Regions from separate parts of the Homo sapiens genome. Here region 2 is linked to region 1. A link is a loop called in an ENCODE intact Hi-C map of the cell type or tissue named here. Cell type or tissue: Calu3. All regions are shown on one strand. Links, peaks and the distances in the headings refer to the core of each region. The heading gives the core; the rest is flanking DNA.

Region 1 (10,360 bases), core at 5,246-7,745:
ATAAATAGTGTTCTCTTTGAAGTGTTTAGCTGGGCTGAAATTAACTATCACCTTGTTCTTATTGTGTGAGCAGCTATTATTAAAAATTATGATACATGCACTAGATGTATTGGAAGTCTTTTTGTATAAAATAGTACTGCTTTCTGAAAGATTCTATAACTTCGTTTTCCAAGAACACATTTACTTCTATTAAAATAGAAGTGGCTCATGCCTGTAACCCCAGCACTTTGGGAGGCTGAGGCTGGTGGATCACCTGAGGTCAGGAGTTCAAGACCAGCCTGACCAACATGGTGAAACCCTGTCTATACTAAAAATACAAAAAATTAGCTGGCATGGTGGTGCATGCCTGTGATCCCAGCTCAGGAGGCTGAGGCAGGAGAATCACTTGAACCCGGGAGGCAGAGGTTGCAGTGAGCCAAGATCACACCATTGTACTCCATCCTGGGCAACAACACTGATACTCTGTCTCAAAAAAAAAAAAATCTCTGCAAAGATTTTTCCAATACAAATAACAAGCTAATGTAAACATTTAATATATATTTTTAACTCATAAAAACACATCAATTTAATGCATATGCCATATAGAAAATGTAATAATTCAATAAAGGACTAGATAATGTTTATTAAAAAGTAGGAGTAACGTCAACAAGATGGCAGAATAGAAGGATGCACACTTTCCTTCCCTCATTAGATGCAACAATTCAACAGCAACACATGGATCATTTCCCTTTTTGAGAAATTCAGAGACTGGTGGAGAGGCTCTTGCGTCCTGGCTGAGCGAGAAACTATCCACATCAGAACTAGTAGGTAAAGCTGACACACATACTCCCCATAAACCCTCCCCTTGCAGAGTTCTATACAACTGGGAGAGAATCTCCAGTTCCCAGCTTCTCTCTGAGAAGTAAAGAGTTTGTACCTCACATTTAGCATCCTTACATTTCTGGCTTTTCCCCGAAGTTCTGGCTTCTAACTAACTTGTCTCTGGGAGTTGATGAGGCTGACAATCAATTGTGTCCTGGAAGCTACAAAGAAAAAAAGTGGCACTTTAAAATGGACATGTAAGGGTGGCTGGCAAGATGGCTGAATAGGAACAGCTCCAGTCTGCAGCTCCCAGAAATAACAACACAGAAGGTGGGTGATTTCTGCATTTCCATCTGAGGTACCTGGTTCAACTCACTGGTACTAGTTGGACAGTGGGTGCAGCCCACAGAGGGCAAGCAGAAGCAGGATGGGGCATTGCCTCACCCAGGAAATGCAAGGGATTGGGGAATTCCCTCCCCTAGCCAAGGGAAGCCCTGAGGGACTGCACTCTTAGGGATGGTACACTCCAGCCCAGATAATACACTTTTCCCATGGTCTCTGCAACCCACAGACCAGGAGATTCCCTCAGGTGCCTATGCCACCAGGGCCCTGGGTTTCAAGCAGAAAACTGGGCAGCCATTTGGGCAGACACCAAGCTAGCTGCAAGAGTTTATTTTTCATACCCCAGTGGCACCTGGAATGCCAGCAAGACAGAACCATTCACTCCCCTGGAAAGGGGGCTGAAGCCAGGGAGCCAAATGGTCTATCTCAATGGATCCCACCCCCACAGAGCCCAGCAAGCTAAGATCCACTGGCTTTAAATTCTTACTGCCAGCAGAGCAGTCTGAAGTCAACCTGGGACTCTCGAGCTTGGTGGGGGAAGGGGCGTCCGCCATTACTGAGGCTTGAGTAGGCGATTTTCCCCTCACAGTGTAAACAAAACCACTGGAAAGTTCAAACTGGGTGGAGCCGACCACAACACCGCAAAGCTACTGAAGCCAGACTGCCTCTCTAGATTCCTCATCTCTGGGCAGGGCATCTCTGAAAAGAAGGTAGCAGCCCCAGTCAGGGGCTTATAGATAAAACTCCCATCTTCCTGGTACCAAGCACCTTTGGGAAGGGGCAGCTGCAGGTGCAGATTCAGCAGACTTAAAAGTTCCCGGCTGCTGGCTCTGAAGAGAGCAGCAGATCTCCCAGTGCAGCACTGGAGCTCTGGGAAGGGACAGACGGCCTCCTCAAGTGGGTCCCTGACCCCCATGCCTCCTGACTGGGAGACACTTCCCAGCAGGGGTCAACAGACACCTCATACAGGAGAGCTCTGGCTGGCATCTGGTGGGTGCCTCTCTGGGATGAAGCTTCCAGAGGAAGGAACAGGCAGCAACCTTTGCTGTTCTGCAGCCTCCACTGGTGATACCCAGGCAAACAGGGTCTGAATGGACCTCTAGCAAACTCCAGCAGACCTGCAGCAGAGAGGCCTGATTGTTAGAAGGAAAAGTAACATACAGAAAGGAATAGCATCAACATCAACAAAAAGGACATCCACTCAGAAACCCCATCTAAAGGTCACCAAGATCAAAGACCAAAGATAAATAAATCCACCAAGATGAGGAAAAAAACAGTGCAAAAAGGATGAAAATTCCAAAAACCAGAATGCCACTTCTCCTGCAAAGGATCACAACTCTTCGCCAGTAAGGGAACAAAACTGAATGGAGAATGAATTTGACAAACTGACAGAAGTAAGCGTCAGAAGGTGGGTAATAACAAACTCCTCCAAACTAAACGAACATGCTCTAACCCAATGCAAGGAAGCTAAGAACCTTGAAAAAAGGTTAGAGGAATTGCTATCTAGAATAACCAGTTTAGAGAAGAAAATAAATGACCTGATGAAGCTGAAAAACATAGCACGAGAACTTCGTGAAGCATACACAAGTATCAATGGCTGAATCACTGAAGCAGAAGAAAAGATATCAGAGATTGAAGATCAATTTAATGGTATAAAGCATGAAGACAAGATTAGAGAAAAAAAGAGTGAAAAGGAATGAACAAACCCCCCCAAAATACGGGACTATGTGAAAAGATGAAACCTACATCTGATTGGTGTACCTGAAGTGACGGGGAGAATGGAACCAAGTTGGAAAACACTCTTCAGGATATTATCCAGGAGAACTTCCCCCTAGAAATACAGGCCAACCTTCAAATTCAGAAAATAAAGAGAACACCACAAAGATACTTCTCAAGAGCAACCCCAAGACACATAATCATCAGATTTGCCAAGGCTGAAATGAAGGAAAAAATGTTAAGGGCAGCTAGAGAGAAAGGTCAGGTTACCCACAAAGGGAAGCCTATCAGACTAAAAGTGGATCTCTCTGCAGAAACCCTACAGGCCAGAAGACAGTGGGGGCCAATATTCAACATTCTTAAAGAAAAGAATTTTCAACCCAGAATTTCATATCCAGCCAAACTAAGCTTCATAAGTGAAGGAGAAATAAAATCCTTTACAGACAAGCAGATGCTGAGAGATTTTGTCACCACCAGGCCTGCCTTACAAGAGCTCCTGAAGGAAGCACTAAACATGGAAAGGAACAACTGGTACCAGCCACTGCAAAAACATGGCAAATTGTAAAGACCGTCAACATTATGAAGAAACTGCGTCAACTAACGGGCAAAATAACCAGCTAGCATCATAACGACAGGATCAAATTCACACATAACAATATTAACCTTAAATGTAAATGAGCTAAATGCCCCAATTAAAAGACACAAATTGGCAATTTGGATAAAGAGTCAAGACCCATCGGTGTGCTGTATTCAGGAGACCCATCTCATGCACAAAGATACACATAGGCTCAAAATAAAGGGGTGGAGTAATATTTACCAAGCAAATGGAAAGCAAAAAAAAAAAAAAAAAAAAAAAGCAGGGGTTGCAATACTCCTAGCCTCTGATAAAACAGACTTTAAACCCACAAAGATCAGAAAAGACAAAGACGGGTATTACATAGTGGTAAAGGGATCAATACAACAAGAAGAGCTAACTATCCTAATTATATATATGCACCCAATACAGGAGCACCCATATTCATAATGTAAGTTCTTAGAGACCTACAAAGAGACTTAGACTCCCACACAATGATAGTGGGAGATTTTAACATCCCACTGTCAATATTAGATCAATGAGACAGAAAATTAACAAGGATATTCAGGACTTGATTTCAGCTCTGGACCAGGCAGACCTAATAGACATCTACAGAACTCTCCACCCCAAATAAATAGAATATACATTCTTCTCAGTACCACATCACATTTATTCTAAAATAAACCACATAATTGGAAGTAAAACACTCTTCAGCAAAAGAATGGAAATCATAACAAACAGTCTCTCAGACCATGGTGCAATCAACTTAGAACACAGGATTAAGAAACTCACTCAAAACCACACAGCTACATGGAAACTGAACAATCTGCTCCTGAATGACTACTAGGTAAATAACAAAATTCAGACAGAAATAAATAAGTTCTTTGAAAACAATGAGAACAAAGACAAAAACATACCAGAATCTCTGGGACACAGCTAAAGCAGTGTTTACGGGGAAATTTAGAGCAATAAATGCCTAAGGGAGAAAGCAGGAAAGATCTAAAATCGATACCCTAATATCACAATTAAAAGTACTAGAGAAACAAGAGCAAACAAATCCAAAAGCTAGCAGAAGACAAGAAGTAACTAAGATCAGAGCAGAACTGAAGGAGATAGAGACACGACAACCCTTCAAAAAAATCAGTAAATCGAGTAGGCAGTTTTTTGAAAACACTAACAAAATAGATAGACTGCTAGCCAGACTAATAAAGAAGAAAAGAGAGAATGATCAAAATGACACAATAAAAATGATAAAGGGGGTATCTCCACTGATCCCACAGAAATACAAACTACCATCAGAGAATACCATAAAAACCTCTATGCAAATAAACTAGAAAATCTAGAAGAAAGGGATAAATTCCTGGACACACCCTCTCACAACTAAACCAGGAAGAAGTCAAATCCTTGAATAAACCAATAACAAGTTCTGAAATTGAGGCAGTAATTAATAGCCTACCAACCCAAAAAAGCCAAGGACCAGATGGATTCACAGCCGAATTTTACCAGAGGTACAACGAGGATTTGGTACCATTTCTTCTGAAACTATTTTAAACAATAGAAAAAGAGGAACTCCTCCCTAACTCATTTTATGAGGCCAACATCATCCTGATACCAAAACCTGGCAGAAACACAACAAAAATAAAAAATTTCAGGCCAATATCCCTGAAGAATATCGATGCAAAAATCTTTAATAAAATACTGGCAAACCGAATCCAGCAGCACATCAGAAAGGTTATCCATCACGATCAAATCAGCTTCATCCCTGGGGTGCAAGGCTGGTTTAGTGTCTGCAAATCAATAAGCATAATCCATCACATAAACCAATCCAATGACAAAAACCACATGATTATTTCAATAGATGGAGAAAAGGCCTTTGCTAAAACTCAACAGCACTTCATGCTAAAAACTCTCAATAAACTAGGTATTGATGGAATGTATCTCAAAATAATAATAGGTATTTATGACAAACCCACAGCCAATATCATACTGAATGGGCAAAAGATGGAAACATTCCCTTTGAAAACTGGCACAAGACAAGGATGCCCTCTCTCACCACTCCTATTCAACATAGTATTGGAAGTTCTGGCCAGGGCAATCAGGAAAGAGAAAGAAATAAAGGGTGTTCAAATAGGAAGAGAGGAAGTCAAATAGTCTCTGTTTGTAGATGACATGACTGTATATTTAGAAAACCCCATTGTCTCAGCCCAAAATCTCCTTAAGCTGATAAGCAACTTCGGCAATATCTCAGGATATAAAATCAATGTGCAAAAATCAGAAGCATTCCTATATACCAATAATAGACAGAGAGCCAAATCTTGAGTGAATATCCATTCACAATTGCTATAAAGAGAATAAAATATCTACGAATACAACTTACAAGGGATGTGAAGAACCTCTTCAAAGAGAACTACAAACCACTGCTCAAGGAAATAAGAGAGGACACGAACTAATGGAAAAAATCCCATGTTCATGGATAGGAAGAATCAATATTGTGAAAATGGCCATACTGTCCAAAAGAACTTACAGATTCAATGCTATCCCCATCAAACAACCACTGACATTCTTCACAGAATTAGAAAAAAATACTTTACATTTCATATGGAACCAAAAAAGAGCTCGTATAGCCCAGACAATCCTAAGCAAAAAGAACAAAGCTGGAGGCATCATGCTACCTGACTTCAAGCTATACTACAATGCTACAGTAACCATAACAGCATGGTACTGGTACCAAAACAGATAGATATATAGACCAATGGAACAGAACAGAGGCCTCAGAAATAACACCACACATCTACAACCATCTGATCTTTGACAAACCTGACAAATCAAGCAAGGGGGAAAGGATTCCCTATTTAATAATTGGTGCTGGAAAAACTGGCTAGCCATATGCAGAAAACTGAAACTGGACCCCTTCCTTACTCCTTATACAAAAATTAACTCAAGATGGAATAAAGGCTTAAATGTAAGACCTAAAATCCTAAAATCATAAAAACCCTAGAAGAAAACCTAGGCAATACCATTCGGGACATAGGCATAGGCAAAGACTTCATGACTAAAACACCAAAAGCAATGGCAACAAAAGCCAACATTGACAAATGGGATCTAATTGAGCTAAAGAGCTTCTGCATAGCAAAATAAACTATCATCAGAGTGAACAGGCAACCTACAGAATGGGAGAAAATTTTTGCTATCTATCCATCTGACAAAGGGCTAACATCCAGAATGTACAAGGAACTTAAACAAATTTACAAGAAAAACATCAAATAACCCCATCAAAAATGGGTTGAAGGATATGAACAGACACTTCTCAAAAGAAGACATTCATGTGGCCAACAAACATGAAAAAAAGTTCACCATCACCGGTCATTAGAGAAATGCAAATCAAAACCACAATGAGATACCAACTCATGCCAGTTAGAATGGCGATCATTAAGAAGTCAGGAAACAACAGATGTTGGAGAGTGATGGGAGTGTACATTAGTTCAACCATTGTGGAAGGCAGTGTGGCAATTCCTCAAAGATCTAGAAGCAGAAATAACATCTGACCCAGCAATCTCATTACTGGGTATATCCCCAAAGGATTATAAATCATTCTACCATAAAGAACCATGCACATGTATGTTTATTGCAGGACTGTTCACAATAGCAAAGACTTGGAACCAACCCAAATGCCCATCAGTGATAGACTGGATAAAGAAAAAGGGTCACACATACACCATGGAATACTATGCAGCCATAAAAAGGATGATTTCATGTTCTTTGCAGGGACATGGAAGAAGCTGGAAACCGTTATTCTCAGCAAACTCACAGAGGAACAGGAAACCAAACACTGCATGTTCTCACTCATAAATGGGAGTCGAACAAAGAGAACTCATGGACACAGGGAGGGGAACATCACACACCAGAGCCTGTTGGGGGCTGGGGGCCAGGGGAGGGCTAGCATTAGGAAAAATACCTAATGTAGATGACAAGTTGATGGGTGCTGCAAACCACCATGGCACGTGTATACCTATGTAACAAACCTGTATGTTCTGCACATGTATCCCAGAATTTAAAGTATAATAATAAATAAATAAATACAAATAAATAAAATGGACCTGTAGTGCTTCCCACAGCTCCTTCCCTGGCCCACTCCGGTGATAAAACCAAGCTTTCAGCTTCTCCCTGGAAAGAGTTGGACTACACAGTAAGCTCCCCAACCCTTAATTTTTGTGGCCGCAACTTCAAGGACTGGATAATAACTCTTCTGTTTCTGATTATTGACAGGGGCCAACATTTTCTGGTTCCCTGTGGTCTACAGAGAGCAAAGAAATGGTTCAATAGATAATACATTTTTTATGAGTGTGTGGGCATTTGCTACAGCTCTCTGTACGTCTCTCTGGCTTAGTGTAGAACGAGTAGTTGATAAACTCCATCTTTCAGCCTCTCCATGAGGATAAAAGGAATTGGTCCACACATCTAGTGCCCCAACTTTTCCAGCTGTTACTTGAGAAACTGGTTTTCTTCTCACATGCCTTTAGGCAATGATAGTGCATGGTATACTCTAGACTTCTGGGAACTGCTAAGAACAAAGATGTGAGAACAAAGATGTAGCCTAGAAGAACACAAAGTTTGAGAGACACCCAGAATTACTGGCCAGGCTAACTGGTAAAAGTCTATACAAATTTCTACATAAGGCCAGTTGTTGAAGATTGGGAGAGGTAGCTGCTTAATTTAATGCATAGACACCAACACAGAGAGTCAAAGAAAAAGAAGAAATTGGGATATATATTTTAAATAAAGGAACAAGATAAATCTATAAAAACCAACCCCAATGAAATGGAAATATGTAATTTATTAGATGGAAAAACAAAAGTAATTTTCAAAAAGATGCTCACTGAGGTCAGAAGAGCAATACATCAAGGAAGTGAGCATTTCAATTTAAAGAAAATATTTTTTAAAGTGCTAATAGAAATTATAGAGTTGAATAGTATAATAACTAAAAAATTCACTAGAGATGTTTGACAGCAGACTACATCAAGCAGAAGAAAATATCAGCGAAATTGAAGACAGGTTATTAGAAATTGTCCAGTCACAGGAACAAAAAGAAAAGAACAGAAAGGGCTGAAGATAGCTTGAGGAACTTATAAGACACCATCAAGCTGACCAATATTGTATTAGTCTGTTTTCACACTGCTATAAAGAAGTACCTGAGACTGGGTAATTTATAAAGGAAAGAGGTTTAATTGATTCACTGTTCTGCATGGCTGGGGAGGTTTCAGGAAACTTACAATCATGGCAGAACGGGAAGCAGGCATGTCTTACATGACAACAGGTAAGAGAGAAGAGTGTGTGAGGGAGGAACTGTCAAACACTTATAGAACTATCAGATCTCACGATAACTCATTCATATCATGAGAACAGTATGGGGAAAACCACCCCCATGATCCAATCACCTCCCTCCCTGGACAGGTGGGGATTACAGGTCCCTTTCTCGACACATGGGGATTATAATTTGAGATGAGATTTGGGTAGGGACACAGAGCCAAAACATATCAAATATACATATTATGAAAGTCCGAGAAAGAGAAGAGAGAGAGTAAGGAGAAGAAAGCTTATTTAAAGATATAATGGCTGAAAACTTCTCAAATCTGGCAAGTAAACAAACATTCAGTTCCAAGAAGCCTATGGAATGCCAAACAAGCCCAAAGAAATTCATATTGAGACACAGTATAATCTAATTTTCAAAAGTCAGAAATTTTAAAAATAGAAAGATAAAAGCAACTTGTTACATAAAAGGAAACCTCATAATATAAACTGCAGATTTTTCAGCAGAAACATTGCAAGCCAGAAGAGTATGGGAACATACATGCAAAGTGTTGAGAGAAAAAGAAGCACCAACCAAAAATAATTTGCCCAGCAAATGAAGAAGAAATAAAGATTTTCCCAACAAATAATAGCTGAAGAAATTCATCACCACTAGGCTTGCCTTACAAGAAATTCTAATGGGAGTTCTTCCTAGTCAAAGTGGAAAGATATTACATAGCAACACAATAGCATAAAGAAATATGAAACTTGGCTGGCAAAGATAAGCATATAGAAGAATACAGAATACTGTATTACTGTAATAGTGTTGGGAATATCACTTTAATTACTGTATAAACATTAAAAGAAGTTATTTTAAATAATAATATTTAAAATCCTGTTAACAGGTACACATTACAAATAGATGTAAATTGTGAGTTATTAATAATATATAATGCGGGAGAAGAATATAAAAATGTAGAGCTTTTTGTATGAGAGTGAAGCTGTTATCAGCTATAAATAGACTGTTATAATCATAAGATATTTTATGAGAGCCACTACCCACAAAGAAAATACCAATGAAAGTTTATGCAAAGGAAAAATAGAAAAAAATCAAGGTGTATTAATACGAAATATGAGACACAAAGAGATTCAACAGAACAAGAACAAAAGAAGTATGATACAAAAACAGTTAAAATGGCAATAGTAAATCCTTCTCTATCAATAATTACATTAAATTCAAATGAATTAAATCCCCAATCAAAAGACATGAGTGGCTTGAAAAACAAACAAACAAACCAACAAAAAAAACAAAAACAGCCAAGATGCAACTAAATGCTGCCTATAGGAGACTTACTTTATATTTAAGGACACATAGGCTGTAAATACAAAAATTTCAAAAAAAGATATCCCAAACAAATGGCAAAAAGAGATGGGGTGGCTATATTTATATTAGACAAAATAGGTTTTAAGTAATAACTGTCATAAGAGACAAAGAAGGACATTATATAGTGATAAAAGGATCAACCAGGAAGAAATAACAATTATAAATATATATACCTAAACTAATATTAGAGCACTAAATATATAAAGCAAATATTGACAAAGCTGAAGAGGAAAATAAACAATATAATAATAGTAGGA
Region 2 (10,360 bases), core at 4,825-7,324, 58 kb before region 1:
CACAACAGTCCCCGGTGTGTGATGTTCCCCTTCCTGTGTCCATGTGTTCTCATTGTTCAATTCCCACCTATGAGTGAGAATATGCGGTGTTTGGTTTTTTGTCCTTGTGATAGTTTGCTGAGAATGATGGTTTCCAGCTTCATCCATGTCCCTACAAAGGACATGAACTCATCATTTTTTATGGCTGCATAGTATTCCATGGTGTATATGTGCCACATTTTCTTAATCCAGTCTACCATTGTTGGACATTTGGGTTGGTTCCAAGTCTTTGCTATTGTGAATAGTGCCACAATAAACATACCTGTGCATGTGTCTTTATAGCAGCATGATTTATAATCCTTTGGGTATATACCCAGTAATGGGATGGCTGGGTCAAATGGTATTTCTAGTTCTAGATCCCTGAGGAATCGCCACACTGACTTCCACAATGGTTGAACTAGTTTACAGTCCCACCATAGTTTGGGGTTTTAAGTCTTTAATCCATTTTGAGTTGATTTTTGTATATGGTATAAGTAAGAGGTCCAGGTTTAGTCTTTTGCATATGGCTAACTAGTTATCCAGCACCATTTATTGAATAAGGAGTTCTTTCCCCATTGCTTTTTTTGTCAACTTTGATGAAGATCAGATGGTTGTAGGTGTGCTGAGATTTTAACTGAGAGTTTGTTGAATTTATATATCAATTTGGGAAGAATAGATAATCTAACAATATAGTCTTCACATTGATACACATATATGCCTTGATTTATTTGCATTTTTAATTTTTCTTAATATTTTGTGTTTTTAGCCTACAGTTCTTGCACATATTTTGTCAGATCTGTACTAAAGTATTACATATATTTCATGGTTTTGTAAGTGGTATGACTTTTTAATTTCAACTTCCAGTTGTTTATTAGTAGTATTGAACTATACAACTCATTTTACATCTTCTTTTACCCTTCTTTCATCTTACTAAACTCACTATTAGTCATAGCAGATTTTTAGTAGATTACATCATATATTTTACCAGATAACTATGTCATCTGGGAATTTCAAAGATTATTTCTGCCTTTCTAATCTGGGTGATGTTTACTTCTTTTTATTCCCTGAGACCACTAGCTAGAATCTCCAGCATGTTAAACAGAGTTAGTGAGAAAATATATTCTTACCTTATTCCTTGCCATAGCACGAGAACATTCAGTCTTTCACAATTATGTCTGATAGCTGTAGATGCCCCTTTTTAAGTTGAAATTTCTCCCTTCTATTTCCAGTGTGCTGAAAGAGTTTTTTAAAATTAGGAATTGATGTTGAATTTTGTCAGATGCTTATTCTGTGACTGCTGAGATGATCATATGTATTTTTCTTTAGCTTGTTAACATGGCGAATTACATGGCTTGATTTCCTAATGTTAAGCCAATCTTACATTCCTGAAGTAAATTGAGCTTGATCGTAATGTGCTACTACTTTTATATATTGTATTTGATTTAGAATTTTTCCATATATGTTCATAAGAGAAATTACGTTGTAGTTTTTGTTTGTTTGTTTTGGGAATGTCTTTGTCCAATTTTGGTATCAAGGTAACACTGGCCTTATAGAATGAGTTGAGTCTTCCCTTTGCAATATTGCCGCTGAGTTTGCATAGCATATTGTCATTTTTTCCTTAAAGGTTTGGTAGAGGCTACCAATAAAACAATAGGCGTCTGGACTTTTCCATATATATATATATATGTTATGTTATATATGTGTCTCATATATACACATATACATATATAACACACATATATAACATAACATATATATATATAATATTCCCTACTGCTCTCCACTGAGGACTTCAATCACCTGCCTATTAGACAGCTTGAAGTTTTCCTGTAGTTCACTGATGCTTTATTTTTTTTCAGACATTTTTCCCTCTGCGTGTCATTTTGGATCATTTTTATGGCTATTTCTTCAAGTTTGCTAATCTTTTCTTTTGCGGTGTTTTGTCTGTCATTAATTTCATTTAGTGTTTATTTAAAAAATCTTAGACGATATACTTTTTACCACTAGACTTTTGATTTTGGTGTCATTTTATACTGTCCATGTCTCTATGCAACATGTTTAATCTTTCTGTAGCTTTTCTGCGCATACTGAATTCACTCATAACAATTGTTTCAATATCCCTGTCTGATCATTTTAACACCTGTGTAGGTTTTGTGTTGGTTTTGACTGGTCTTTTTCCTTGTTATGCATCATCTTTTAAAGCTTCTTTGAATGTCTGCTAGTGTTGTGTTGGATGCCAGACATTGTGAGTTTTACCTTGTTGGGTGCTTGATCTTTTTGTATTCCTATAAACATTTTTGAGCTTTATTCTGGGATACGGCTATGTTACTTGGAAACAGTTTCATCAGGTGTGCTTTTAAGGTTGGTTATGTAGGACCAGAGCAGCCATTAGTCTAGAGCTAATTATTCTCCACCACTAAGGCAAGACTTGTCTGAACATTATACCCAGTTTCCCATGATGTAGGAAGTTTCCCCGTCTGGCTTTTGGTAATAGGACATGCTTGCTTGCCCTGTATAGTTCCTGACTACTGTTTCCCCTAATCCTTTTAGGTAGTTCTCTTCCTGGCCGTGGTTCATTTCCTCACACAGATGCACTGATCATTATTACTCTGCAGAATCCCAAGGTAAACTCTCTGCATATCATATTCTGTGCAATTTTCTCTCCTCCAGTATCCTGCCCTGAAAGCTCTAACCGTCCTTTTTCATTGTGGATCTGTGTTCTCCTTTCTGTACCACAGCCAGAAAACTTTCTTAAGGTTGTAAGCTAGAGCGATCATAAGAATTACCTCATTTGTTTTCCATATCTTAGAAACTACCTGTTATTTTTGTCTAATTCCGTATCCTTAAAATCATTACTATTTGCATTTTATTTGGTTTTTCAGTAGTTTAGATTAGATGGAAGGGTAAAGCCAGTCCTTATTTACTCATCTTATTTGAAGTGGAAGTTTCTTCTTTTTATTTTTAAAAATATTATATGTGGGACATACAGATATATGTAATTTATATGTGAATTATAAAGCTCCACCTCCTGTCAGATCAGCAGAGGCATTCGATTCTCATAGGAGTGTGAACCCTGTTGTGAACTGCAAGTGAGGGATCTAGGTTGCAGCTCCTTATGAGAATCTAACTAATGCCTGATGATCTGAGGTGGGACAGCTTCATCCCGAAACCATCCCCGCTCTACCCCAGTCCGTGGAAAAATTGTCTTCCAGGAAATCAGTCCCTGGTGTCAAAAATGCTGGGGACCGCTGACTTACAATGCCTATGTACACTTCTCTTATGATATATCCCACTCTTCACACTATCCTCTCTTCAGTGTTAACAATTATCCTCATTTTTATGTCTATTAATTTTTATATTTAAAAATATATTTATCAAATGCATATTTGATTAAACAAAATTATATTCATTGTGCTTTTCTGAGCTATGTAAAAATGATCTCCCCTTTATATTATTTAATATCAGTTTTTAAGTTTCAACCACATTAATTTGTAAAACATTTACTTTTTCGATTTATTGGCTCTTCTCCTGACAGTGTGTATATCTGAGGTTTCAGTTTTATTTTATTTATGAAGATTTATTTTATCAACATTCTTTTTCAATGCCACTTTCTATTTTTTTGTGTGCGAATAACTTGTTTGTTGCATTTTTTCCCCTCATCTGTCTGGCTGATGGAAAGAACTTACTGTTGCTATTGTTACATTTTAACAATGTGTAAAACTAAGTTTCCTTGCATACTTTTTTTGCTTTGAACTTGCTGAATTTTTAAAATAATCACATGCAGGTCTCTTTTCTTTAGGAAATGTCTTTTTTAAAAAATGGCTTTGAATATTTCTTCCATGTCATTTGTTTTAGTCTCTTCTTAAGGAAATTTACCAGCAAGTAAATAGAATTTCCATTCTTTAGTCTACCTGCCTATCACCTTCTCTCCCATTATCTTTATCTGCTCATTTTTGTATTTCAAGAAGGCACACAGGTACCACTCACAGATATATTTTTTATTGATTGATTTATTTAACACATATTTATTGAGTTCCGAACATGGGACTTCATATCCTCTGAACTTTTCAACCTCTAAAGTACTTTTAATTCTTTTATTTGTATTCCTTTCTTATTTCATTCGCCTCATTTTCTTCTCATTCTGTCAATATTCCTTTTCTTCTTGTTGCCTTCTCAGAGAAGCTATAATTTACAATTTATGGTTACCAGTTTTCTGCCATTGTCTTTGGATCCTGGAATAAATACGATTCAAATGGAAATTCTTTTCTTGATTTTCCTAGATTGTTTTCCCTTTTTATAAATGGAGAATTTAAAAACACATCTTATTGGTTTTGTGTTTCTTTTTCTCCATTTACTTTTGTTTAAGGTAAAGTTCACTTCTGATTCAGTATTTGTTAAATAAGAAGCTGGTTTCTCTTTCCCACACTTTTGTCTTCTCTCTACCTTAGGAATGGGGAGATTATATACTCAGATATATTATTGGGCAGCAGATATATGAATCTCATAATTTTAATTTTATTGCAGGCATTCAGTAGTTAATTATGGTCTACTGTGCCGTTATTTCCCCCTATCTATACAGCTTTGTTCTGTTTCCCACTCAAACAATTGGTGTATAACACATACAGAGAGCAAAGGCCTTCCTTGCTCCACCATCATCAACACATTTTAATTTTAGGGACTGGAGCTCTTACAGATCAGTATATAAATGATAATCCCCACTTCAAAACCCCCTATTTATAAATATATAAGCACTTTCCAAATTAATCTAAGTATGAAAATGTTTTCAATAAAATTTTTAATGTAATATTTTGGATTTGTCAATTTAATCTCAAAGAACAATCATAAGTATATACAATGATATTCTCTAAAAAATTGTATCAAATATGAAATAGTTCAAAACAGTCTGAATATTCATTAAAAAGACACTAGCTAAAGAAAGTATGGCAGTCAGTGTTAGAGGTATTGTTTTTGTTTTGGGGGTTCTGGAATGAAATATGTGTGCTCAATTTACCATTGTTAACCATCTTTCACCAGAAGCCTTATGTGTATTGTTCAATTTCTTGAGATATAGACATATCTTAAGAGAGATACTTCTGGTACCTACTACTTTGAGTATTTGAAAGGTGATAGAAAGTAATTACCACAACTATTTTGTTTTTTGGTAACTATAAGCTTAGATATTTTCCATGACGCAGCCAGCAAGAAGTTATCTTGTATATTTTGCAGCCATCTATAGGAAATGTTCTAAATTTCAGCTCTTCCTCTCCATTTTGCTTTTTAATACAATTTACCTATTTTTCTAAAAACTTTCCAAAATCTGTAATCTGCGAATCCCTCTTCCCATTCCCCTTGTGGTTTTCAGTGCTGTTTTATTTATCCTTTTATGTAATTTCTAAGTTCCATGTCAATAAAGTTTTGGTATGATTGGTAATAACACATGTGCTCACTCTACTACCTTAAACAAAACTTCTGAAGTTACTTTGATAAGTAAAAAAACCCTCAAAATTCTACATTTTGAAAAAAAATGGAGCGTATAAACCTGAAGCTATTGAATATTAAAGTTATTTCTATTTTAGGAAAACTGATTCTTTCACTAAAAGGCTCCAACTCAATTTTAAAGATGCCATATATTAAAGAGTTTAAGATTTTAAATGAAGTCAGAAAGATAATGTAAACAAATGAAGCTGAGTATGTGTAAGAAATGTGGGTAATGAACTCTGTGGCATTCAGATTCACATGCAGTCTAAACCAAAATGACTCATAGTTGGATTCTGCCAGCAGGTAACATGTGAGCTTTGGTGTACACAGAGGCATAGTCAGATGCTAACCTCAGGGACAAGCATATGAGCTGGCCATACAGTGCAGGCCAGGTCTAGGTGTGAGAATGAGCACATCAAGAGCCTTCTCTATGAATCATACAGTCTTGCTTCCATGTTTTTTTCTGTCATCTTTCATCATAATCATAAAAATTGGCACATAATATGTAACTCTTAAAAAATTCTGTTAAAACATCACTTCTTAGCCATGCGTGGTGGCTCATGCCTGTAATCCCAGCTACCAGGGAGGCTGAGGCAGGAGAATCGCTCGAACCCAGGAGGCAGAGGTTGCAGTGAGCCGAGACTGTGCCACTGCACTCCAGCCTGGGTGACAGAGTGAGACTCCATCTCAAACAAACAAACAAAAACAAAAAAACACACACAAAAATAAAAAAAACATAACTTCTTTAGAGAATGTGCTGTTTCTCACTATTGAAATGATACTGAGTGTAATATGTCAAAGAAAAGTTGCACAAATACAAGGTAGAGGCAAGAAACTCTTTACTGAAGACTCTTGCAATGAAGAGAGAGATTGAACTAATGTTCACTGAAACACAAAGTGGGATGTTTTTTAGGCATTGGGGTGAGCTAGTGGAAAAGTACTGGTGGACATTAGGGAGAAGGTTGGTCAATGTGATTGTGACGTCTGTGTTTGATAATTGTCAGTTATGGAATAGCTAATTGTCATTTATCCCATACAGACTGAGAGATAGGGGACTGTCTTTCTCGATGATTACATTTCAAAGGAAAGGTGCCCAGGTCCTTGAGAAAGACATTTCCTGAGTTGTAAAACTAATAGAAGATTTACTGCTCAAAGGAACAGAGACAAACTTATAATTGCAAATTTTCTTAAGTAAATGCTGTAAGATACAGGAAGCCAGGAGTTGAGAGCCAGGAAGAAGCCTGTCTAAAGTTTAGTCAATTTGAGGAGAATGTTAAACCCATCTTGGGCAAATGAAAGTATGTGGTGATATTTGAACTGATTGTATGTATTGTCAGTGTCATATGCTAGCATATTTTAAATGAGCATATTGTAGAAAATTACTACACTTTTATAAGTAAAATTATAAAATATGCATCAATGGTAACAAAGTCATCATTATCACCATAGATGCACATAATGAAGTACAATAGAGAACTTTGGAAAATATTTAGAAAAAAAGACATGTCTTATCATTTCTTAATATTTTCAGCACTTTTGGAGTGTTCAGCTGGCTAACAGAGAGATGTAATGGTTGGATTTACATACAGAGATGATTGATTTTGAACGAAAAGCTTAAAATGACATTAGCACCGTTTTCTTTTCTTTTCTGGTTTTTAATACAATCCCAACATTGATAGAAACACATTTTCTTTTTTTGCTCATTTTAATCTTTACATTTTTTATTACAATTAATGATTATAATTAGATTTTAAAATAATTGGATTAAATATGTTTGATTGTTAACTGTTGGACTAGACTCTGAAGACTCTGTATAAGCATAATATTATTTGACGATCAACCTTATTGATGTTTAAAATTTGATCCAGCAATTTCACTACTGGGCATATACTGAAAGGGAAATAAATTACTATCAAAAAAATACCTGCATTTATATGTTTCTCACAGCATTATTCGCAATAGCAAAGATATGGGATCAACCTAAGTGTCAGTAACAAAGATAAGGAATCAACCTAAGTGTCCATCAGTGGAGGACTGGATAAAGAAAATGTGGTGTATACATATCTTTATCCAATCCTTTAGTGATGGACGCTTAGATATAGAGATATATACACAAACCATGGAATACTCTTCAGCCATAAAAAATAATGAAATCATGTATTTTGCAACAACATGGATAGAACCGGGTGCTATTCTCCTAAGTGAAATAACTGAGAAACAGAAAGTCAAATACCACATCTTCTCACTCCTAAGTGGGATCTAAACAGTGGATACACATGGACATGCTGAATAGAATAATAGATATTGGAGACTCTAAGAGGTGGGAGGGTGGGAGTGGGGTGAGGGTTGAAAAATTACCTATTGGAAACAATATTCACCATTTGGGTAATGGGCACACTAAAAGCCCAGACCTCACCACTACACAATATATGCATCAAGAAATCTTCAATAGTACTATCCAAATATATAAATATTTAAAAAAATAAAATCGTACTTTTAAGTCAAAGATTCTCTCTAGACAGCACAATAGAATACATGCACTTATAAATTAATAAAGAGGTCACAGGGTACGCAAAATTCTTTAAGTCAGTTCAGCCCAAATTGCCACTTAAATGTCTTCTACATTTTTAGTTTTCTCGTCAACCAAGTTGCTCAGTGCGGAGAAAGAAAAGTGAGTGGAGGTAAACAGCAGCTGTGAGATAAGAATGTGTGCATTTCTTGAATTTATGTCTTGTGTCTGTAATCTCTCTGATTCTCATGGACCTGTTTTCTTACCACTTCCTCTAATGTCATTTCATCTCTGTCCTAGCCATCACGTCAGTATACTACCTTTGAAATTTTGTTGATGTAGTATTGACATCATTTGAATATATGTTCCCACCACATCGCATGTTGAATTGTAATCTCCAGTGCTGGAGTTGGGGTCTGCCGGGAAGTGTTTGGGCTGTGGAAGAGGATCCCTCATGGCTTGGTGCAGTCTTCGTGATAGTGAGTTCTCACAAGATCTGGTTGTTTAAATGTGTTTGGGAAATATTTAGTAAAGAACTCAAGACATCTTATTATTTCGTACTATTTTCAGCACTTCTGGAATGTTCAGCCAGCTAACATACCCCAACACTCTCTCTCTTGCTTCCACTCCTTCTATGTGAAATGCCTGTTCCCCCTTCACTTTCCACCATCATTGTAAGCTTCCTGAGGCCTCCCCAGAAGCAGATGTTGGTGCTATGCTTTCTGTACAGCCCCCAAAACCATCAGCCAATTAAACCTCTTTTCTTTATAAATTACCCAGTCTCAGGTATGCCTTTAAAGCATGCAAGAAGGGCCTAATACAAGTTTCCGTTTTGAAGAATCTTTCCAGGGTAGCATCTATTGGCCAGCTGGAGTCATGGAGAAGTGGGACACACATTCAGTGGTCGTTTCAGTGAAATGGACCTTTTATACAAAAGGCAATAAATGTATCTAATTTTCATTGCTTTAGCATGGCCTTCTCGATAATTCTTGCTTCTTATCTTCAGGATACAAACTCTTTGAAAACTACTTAAGAATCATTTCTGCCCCATTAAGCATCCTTGTTTTGTTTGTTTGTTTTTAACATTTTCTTCATTGTAGAGCTTTGCAGGTAAATGCTGATTAAGCTTGCTTCTACTATTATTTATGTGTGTAATTGGATTTTCATTGCTTTTACTTTTTTTAGAAACTCTTGACTCACTCACTCTTAATCAATTTTATCCTCTTTCTCTAATTACATTCTAGTCCTTGTCCTGATTGATATATTTCCATAAACTTAATAATTAACTTATTGCTGCCCTAATCAAGTGTTAACGTTTGCCATTATCACTCAATAATACAATTAGCCCTATTAAAAATGCTAAAATACTTTGCTTTCTCATCATTCAATTCCTGAATAAGGCTAATTGTTTCTTATTCCAATGGATCGTGTGCCAAGGATTTGAATTTGCTTCTTTTTTTCTGTGATCTCAAGAATACAAAAAGTTCTACATGCATTGGAAAGAATTTTCCTATAGGCTCCAAAATAAAACTATTCTATGAAACATTTTGTTTAAATCTATACTTCTCGAAATTTCTTCTTTTTCTCTATGCTTTTGAAAAACCTATGTATCGTTTTACTATTTCTTATTTCATCTCTTTGTATCTATCCATTAACTGGCCTAAGATAGAACTGAGTTATATTTTAAATCAATAATTACATTTTTAATAAACTTGCATGTCATTCATAATTTATTTTTATCATTGTTTTTTCTTTCCAGAAACAAACCAAAGTTCAAACAGCACTGAAGCCCAAATTAAGTTGGAGTCTATTGTGGATTTTTTCATTTATTCCATGCTTTGGGAGATCTATCCCTTAGTCCCTATAGTATAGAAGCTCTTTACTTTGTCCTTAGTTTATTATTGATGACTGGTAAACCTCTGTTGTGTTCATATGATGCCAAATATGGTTAGAGATGCCAAGGAATGATGAATGTGATTGGAAAGTAGGCACTTCAAACCACTGAGAGTTGTTAAATATAACACTAAGTTATGCATGGGCAGAATTATTGCAAATGGGTTGTTACACAGTCTGACACTTCACAACATGAGTGTATGTTATGGGGCTAAAGAAAGAATACAATTTTATATTCTCAATTCATTTTAGGGAAACATTTGTCATATGACTTCATAAGCAATTTTCTTTGTTAGTAATAAAATTGACTTGGACAGGCATCTCTAAGTAAATAAACATAATTAATATGATTTTATTAATGCAGCCAAAATGTTTTCCTCCCAGAAGATTTGACGTACACCAAGCCTAGCAGCACTTGGCCACCTGCACAGCTTAACTGTGTCTCCCTCTCACCCACTGCCA

Evidence for each region. Hi-C counts contacts between places; a loop is a spot of excess contacts. Peaks named below come from ENCODE experiments on the same cell type or tissue, not always from the same donor. Only the 100,000 strongest peaks of a DNase experiment are listed, where the experiment ranks them.
Region 2: it touches region 1 in a loop (4-fold over the local background); 2 of 110 quality-filtered maps call a loop at or near these places.

What each region holds. Positions count from the first base shown.
Region 1 is chr18:30,841,441-30,851,800 of GRCh38, reverse strand. No RefSeq gene overlaps it. Among named protein-coding and RNA genes, the nearest start is that of DSC3, 200 kb to the left of the region's middle. In Calu3, for the core only: no CTCF peak of the experiment used is centred there; no DNase peak of the experiment used is centred there.
Region 2 is chr18:30,899,232-30,909,591 of GRCh38, reverse strand. No RefSeq gene overlaps it. Among named protein-coding and RNA genes, the nearest start is that of DSC3, 140 kb to the left of the region's middle. In Calu3, for the core only: no CTCF peak of the experiment used is centred there; a DNase peak (open chromatin) is centred at 5,841.